2 separate regions of the Homo sapiens genome follow, and region 1 is linked to region 2. A link is a contact called in ENCODE Hi-C data. All regions are on one chromosome and are shown on one strand. Each heading gives the region's core, a stretch centred on a gene start or an enhancer-like site at or near the end of the contact. The rest is flanking DNA. Distances are from core to core; before and after follow the strand shown.

Region 1 (3,137 bases), core at 55-2,554, 1.6 Mb before region 2:
TATTATAAAGTTTATTAAAGTAGTGTGTACCTGGGCTCAAAACAAACAAACGAAAAACAACTTAGTACAGAAAGGTTTATTTTGAAAAGCAATTAATAACTATTTGTAACATTTTTTCTGTCCCCTATTTGTTCTGGCAAAAGAGAAACGCTTTAATTCTGCTAATTGTTCCCGTTTCAGTTGTAATGTTGATAATCTTTAAATTTTAAAAGAAAATCTTATGCATTATTTCCAGATTTATTAACTGTCATATATCATTTATTGACTTTTTGCTATGATAAATGAGGATAAAACTGACTCTCTAGAAGCACTACCCTGGTTCATAATTGAGTAGGAGTGGTCAATCCTCATTCTATTTTTCAAAACTAAGAAAAAAAAGTTAAACTAGTAGCATGCTTTTCTTCACAGGATGTCTTTTAAATCATTGCCAAGGACACTGCTACTTTAGGCATCAGTGAACTGGAATTCTATAGAGGTATTAGAATGTTGAAACCAAAGAATATGATTGAAGATATGGGTTGGTGAGTCAATTACAACTATAATCTTCTGCTCCCTTCTGTTTCTCCTACCTTGAACCCCAAGCAACCTTCTCCAGGAAATCTTTTAATGATTCTCTTATCTATCACTTTCAATGATGCATTTTACTCATAGACTTTCATGATATCTATAGTTTCTTGACTTCTTACTTTCTCATTTGAGTTTCAGCTTCACTCTTGTCTCCTAAATGAAGCTAAACACTTCTAATCATTCTCCTTAAGGGTTAACTTGCCCCTGCCTCATTACAGAACTATTTAGTTACCAAGAACCAAATTACTGTCTTTCTACTATAACCTCATGTCATTTCTATCCACACATTTAGAATTGATGTGGTGGAAAGCACTATCCACCAGGAACCCACAAGCTGACTTCCACTTCTTGATTTGAATGTGTGGCTTGGGACACATCTAGAAAAACAAAGGGATGAAGTAAATGAACCCTCAGCTCTGACCATCTGCCTACTTGGTGCAGGCACAGTGGTTAGCCTCCTTTGGCTTTCCAAAGGGCCGACACTTTGTCAATATGCACCACTATGGCCACACTAGTTGTTAAGGGCAACTTCTGTTCTGATTGGTCAGTACCCAGTCAGAATAATCTATTCTCCCAACCAATATTTATTGGGTTCCTACCAGCAGCAAGGTATCTACTAGACCCTGAATATTTATTGGATAAAATATATATTCTAAGTCAAAGTGTCTCTGCTAGTAATGTAATGTGTGACTTTGGCCCAACCACTTAACATGCCTGGGTTTCAGTTTCCTCATTTGCAAAACAGGAAATGTTCAAAGTCTGTTTTTCTCAAGTGATTTATGAGTCAGTAATGATTACACTCAAATTGGTAGAATTCACTTTTTAAAGTTACAAGTAAAGGAAATAGGTCATATTTTTACAAAAGCAATATGTTAGTTTTTAATTATAAAGAAAAGTAAAGCCAATTACCAGGGGAAAAATCAGTGCAGCCATTTTCTCCCTGAATAAATGTCTAATTATCTACAACATCTCATTTTCCAGTTTCTAGCCATATTTATATATTCAGTTGTTATTGGAATTTTCACCTTGAGAAGATATCCTGATTTGACAGAGCAAAATATAAAATATGATCTTGAAGATAAATAAATCCATTGAACTCTGCCAACCACAATCCCACTCTGTTCAAAGCTGCAGTCGGGTTCTAATTCCTCAGCAAAGAGATGAGCCTGTGCTCTGTGCCAGGCTGTGTGAACCATGTGACACAACAAAATGTGTAAGAAATTATCTCCACCTTCAAATAGTTTAAGATGCAGTAATGTGACAAGCACAAAACGTAACATGACTGTAAACAGACATGGCCTGGTGAGTCCCTAACATGTCATGACATTTCAAGAGCAAGCACTGTGTGGTTTCACAGAAAAGGGCTGCCAAAGAAGATGGGATGTAAATCTCACTGATTAAAAAAAATCAGTAGCTAACACACACAGAGACACAACATATATGCATAACACCTATGCAGATGTGTTTATGTGTGTGTGTATATATAGTGAGAGTGAAAAATGAGAACCCATTCTTATCATTAGATTTAAAGAGAACACATACATGAAGTACTTAGAACAACGCTTAGCATATAGTAAGGGCCCTAAAAGGATGAGCTGTTAGGTCATAGGAACACTGACATTTGAGAAGGCCAGAACACCCATGAGAGTCACAAATGATCACTGAACATCCTTCACACCCCCAAGCCCCAAATTTCTGACCCCTCTCTCCTGACAGGTTTGCCAGCAGAACCCAACTAGATGGACCGGTTCCTCTGGAACCTGTGGTGGGCATGCCACCCAGGTAGGCCAATCAAAGGGCCTCATCTGCTTGGCTATTTTGGTTGATCTACCAAGAGGCACGTAACACTGGTGGCATCAGATTTCTTATCTGGATTTTTCTCAAACCTGCCACTGCCCTATTCCTGCCAACCATGCAAAAATACCAATTTATTCCATGGAAAGAGAAAAAAGATTAACTAGGAGGAGAGATCTCATTACCTGACAGGAGATAATGTCTTTGAAAAAATTAAACAAGCACCAGAGAACAGAATAACTAGGGATTTGTAGCCTTTAAAATATTTTAGCCTCTAGAGATACCTATAATTGTGCTTTTAGCATGAAATCTATGAAATAAATTTTGAGATTTATGGATATTTATTTTTCCTATGAAAATTTTCTTGGAATCATAATGGTGTAGTTTCTGCACTATGTCTTTTAAAAGCTAGTTGCAGGTGGGATCTCTCTCTCATTATGTGAAAGGCTAGCATTTGCTCAATTTAAATGTGTGTATTCTTTGCAATCTTTCCCTAACAAGTTTCTTTATAGCACATCTCTTGAAAAAGTGCAGTATTACTTGTTAGAAAATAAAACTTTTATCCTTTTTAAAAAGCATTAATATATGAAGTTAATAATCTTGATTGTAAAAAAGAACTTTCTGAAAGGAAATGACACTTTTACAATCTTGAGTTGATAATAGGACAAAAGAATGACTTCATGTATAAGAAAGACAGAGAGAGAAGTGTTCGAATGTTCTACAGAACAAAGACCTCAGAAATACAAATCTCAAAGCCATTCAAGAAATAATTAAGC
Region 2 (3,561 bases), core at 21-2,520:
CCATAATGTTTGGGCCTAAAGTCATAACTGCAGGTCTAGTTTAAAAAATAGCACATGTGGCTTTCAGGTTGAGGTTTCTATTTTCTGTTCTGATTCTAGACTATTCTGTCCCTAAACTGTGGAGCCTGAATAGTACATGCAAATATATTTCTCTAGCTTAAAGTATATTTTCTAGATTTTAAGGAAGTCACAGAATCAAGAGTCTAGAAATAATTTGAGAACAACAGAGAATTCTAATGTTTAAATGTTTGCAGTAAGTTTGTATCTAAGCTAATATATAGTCTATATATAGTCAAATAATAGATTTTAGATAAAATTAAGAGATGGACTGGCTTCCTGGGATGCCGGAGGGGAGGTGGGTTCTGAGGCCATACAAATTGGGAAACTATTCAGTATGAAAAGACCCACAGCAAAGAAAGTTATTTTGTTTAACTTGGCATTTCCTAAATTTATTTGAGGAAAGAACCCCTCTTTCACATAAGGAAACTTTTCAGCATGCTTCAGAAATGCTGGTGGAAAGAAAGCAAACACTTCAGTTCTAGGCCTGGCTCAGGCATTAATCCACCTTTTCATTTAACAAATATGCATTGAGTGACTACTTTGTGCCACGCACCACTTGAGGTGCTGACAATATATTCAGGGAACACAACAGACAAAAGCCTCTGTCCTTGCAGAGCTTATATTCTAGTGAAGGGAGAAAGACTATAAACATAATATGTTAGTATTACAAGGTAATGAGTGTTTCAGACAGCCATGGAGCAGGCTCGGATTTGTAGTACAGGGGTTGTCAATCTAAGTATGACTCTAACTTGAACAAATCACTAAGCCTCATTGTCCCTAATCTATAAAAAAGAAATTATAGATGATCTTGGCCCGCTCAGCTATATGAGTCCACTTTAACACCAGGAATTGTCATGTCAAACCATGGTACTGCTGGTTCACTGAGCATTTACAATCACCTTATCAGAAAAGGTGTCTGTCAAACAAGAATTCTGTAAGTTTGAATGATTTGTAATCCCACAGAAGAACAAAACACTTAAATAAATGAAGAAAACCCTTGCTGGTTCTATTTTTAATCTAATGTATACCTCAATCCAATATTGAGTAGAAAGTATTTGACTCAAGGACAGGAAACCTGCAGTAAAGGTACCAACAGCTTTTCAGCAGATGTTAGCATTCACATATGAGAAAGTTGCAGCAGTGTGCACATTGTGCTTCTGCCCTAGATCCTTATGTAAATAGGACGTCCGTGACTTGATGTTGAAATGACCTTTCAGGCAGTATTCTGTTGCCACATGCCTGAGCTTGTATCCCAGAGTAATTAGACGTTTTGACTTACACATCTTGGTATACAGTGTTTATGCTAATTATAAATGTCTGAAAGTTTCCTGAAACTTTTTCTTTGTAGCTTTTTATCAAAGACAGACAGGAGGTTGGGAGGAGGGTTGTGGATTGTGGTCCTAAGCCTTTGATTTTCAGTCTCTCATTTTTGGAATGAAAATTAAAATCTGCTTTTCCAGTTGCCGAGACATGGTGGTATATTTTTATATTCTTCATCTTGAACAAGAAACTGTTTGGAATCACAGCATTTTAATACTTTTTAAATAATATTTTATTCTTAAGGCATTTAGCTAAAAATTCAAGATTGTGAGTCCCTAAATAAAAATTATTCCCAACTGACCTGTAGGAAAAGCTTAAAATACTAAAATTAAAATGGAGAAGTTTCTATCTCACAAAGGAATGGTCTTCCAATATTGTTTCAAAATCAGACCTCAAAACTTATTTCCTGTGGTGGTTACCTCAGTCCTCAAAGCTGACCCTAGGTCTACCAGTAGCAGTCAGTACATTTTCACTTCCTCCTCCTCGTATTTCATGAACCTGAAGGCTAGTTTTTAAGAAAATGCTTTATAACCATTTTGGAAAAAAGAACTGTGTAGATACACAATGGAATAGGCTCCTGCATATCAGAGGGGACTGACGCATATCCACAGGTTCCTCTGAAACTCTGCCTGAATGGCTCTAGATTAGACAAGGTCTCAGACCCACCCTAGCTCTGGCCTTCAACAGTCCCACAGGTTCTGGTCTGCTCTGAAGTTGCCATAGTTTAGTTCTAAAGCTTCCCTCTCACCAACCTGCCCTAATTGTCATATATTACCTGCTCTTTCCAATAAGTCTCCTGCTTTCCTGTCCATTGGCCAAATTGTTACACAGCCTTACCAGCCATAAACATAAGTGCTACCTTATATACCCATTTCATTCTTAAGAGTATACTTGGATATTGATACAATTAACTTTGTGTCTAATTAATACATCTTCAAGAAATTAGATGCACTAAGTCTACAAACCCTTTTGAAATTTTAAGGATGTAAAATTTGCCTGAAAACATCTTGCTCTTGAAAAGCTTCAGATTAGCTCAGACCATACCATCTGCATTGATGCTGCTCTGAAACTACCAAGAAAAGGCAATGTAGAACTCTGATTGGCCTGGGCTTAGCTCAGACCATACCATCTGCATTGATGCTGCTCTGAAACTACCAAGAAAAGGCAATGTAGAACTCTGATTGGCCTGGGCTCCATGTCCCTTTGTTCCCTAACCTCTAAGCTCCACTTCAGCTCCATAGCTGCAAAGAAACTCATGACGTGCATCAAGAGTCACCCTTTGGTCCCAAAGTGAACACTATTTGCCCTGATGCCTGCCCCTGCCGTGTCTGCGTACTGCTCAAATATACCCATAGTGTTACACGCAGGTAGGAGAGACTGTTGAGAAGTTCTGCTATCAGAGGTGAGGACAGAGGTGGTTTGTTACTGATCTTTAGCAGTCTGAGAATCTTATCATTGTGTGTGGCATATGATAAGAACAAGGAAAAATGGTAGGGATTGAAAGCACTCTGCAGATAAGTTACTCTGTATTTCTTTTTTTTTTTTCACTTTATTTTTTATTTTTATAGACACAGGGTCTCATTGTGTTGCCCGGGCTGGTCTCGAACTCCCAGGCTCAAGTGATCCTCCCACCTCAGCCTCCCAAAGTGCTGGGATAACAAGTGTAAGTCACCACACCCAGCCTCTGATTTCTTTTCTAAGGGGATGACCTATTTCTGTTTATAATCCAAAATTTATCAGCCTTGGCCCTACTGATATTTTGTACTGCGTAATTGGAGGGAATGTCCTGTGCAGTGTAGGGTGTTTGGCAGTATCTCTGGCCTCCCACTACATGCCAATAGCACCCTCCCAGACCAAATGTCCTCTGGGGGACAAAATTGCCCCTTGTTAAGAACCACTGTTTTAATCTATGTGTAACACAAATTTCAAAACACTTTGGTGAGTACATAGCATGGATTATGATTTTTTAAAAACTTTGTTTCTTTTTAAGCTGATTCTATTCTAGTCATGGTCATATTTTTTAAATCTGTAGCTTTTTTCCTACTGAAGAGACTTTTAAAAAACAAGAATATGAAAGTCTTCTGTGTCCACCATCAGGCCAAACTATAATGCTTTAAGAGAAAAAAATGCATAGAAAGATAATTATTTTACCTTAAAAAGCATAAATGTTACTTAAGAAGT

What was found. Hi-C counts contacts between places; a loop is a spot of excess contacts on that map. Pooled maps may share reads with other maps.
Region 1: a pooled map shows a loop between it and region 2 (14-fold over the local background). The contact joins two enhancer-like sites. A Hi-C loop is called at or near these places in 2 of 37 single-sample maps with no recorded cell type and 2 of 50 pooled maps.

What each region holds. Positions count from the first base shown.
Region 1 is chr5:97,546,343-97,549,479 of GRCh38, reverse strand. The region is part of intron 2 of LINC01340 (long intergenic non-protein coding RNA 1340); the gene reads right to left. Among named protein-coding and RNA genes, the nearest start is that of LINC01340, 43 kb to the right of the region's middle. Within about 2 kb of position 1,304, at least 2 of the 41 ENCODE cell types and tissues checked have a DNase peak (open chromatin) inside an H3K27ac peak, as active enhancers do.
Region 2 is chr5:95,922,605-95,926,165 of GRCh38, reverse strand. All of the region lies in intron 2 of ELL2 (elongation factor for RNA polymerase II 2), which reads left to right. Among named protein-coding and RNA genes, the nearest start is that of ELL2, 37 kb to the left of the region's middle. RefSeq lists enhancers at 1,147-1,441, 1,923-2,062. Within about 2 kb of position 1,270, at least 6 of the 41 ENCODE cell types and tissues checked have a DNase peak (open chromatin) inside an H3K27ac peak, as active enhancers do.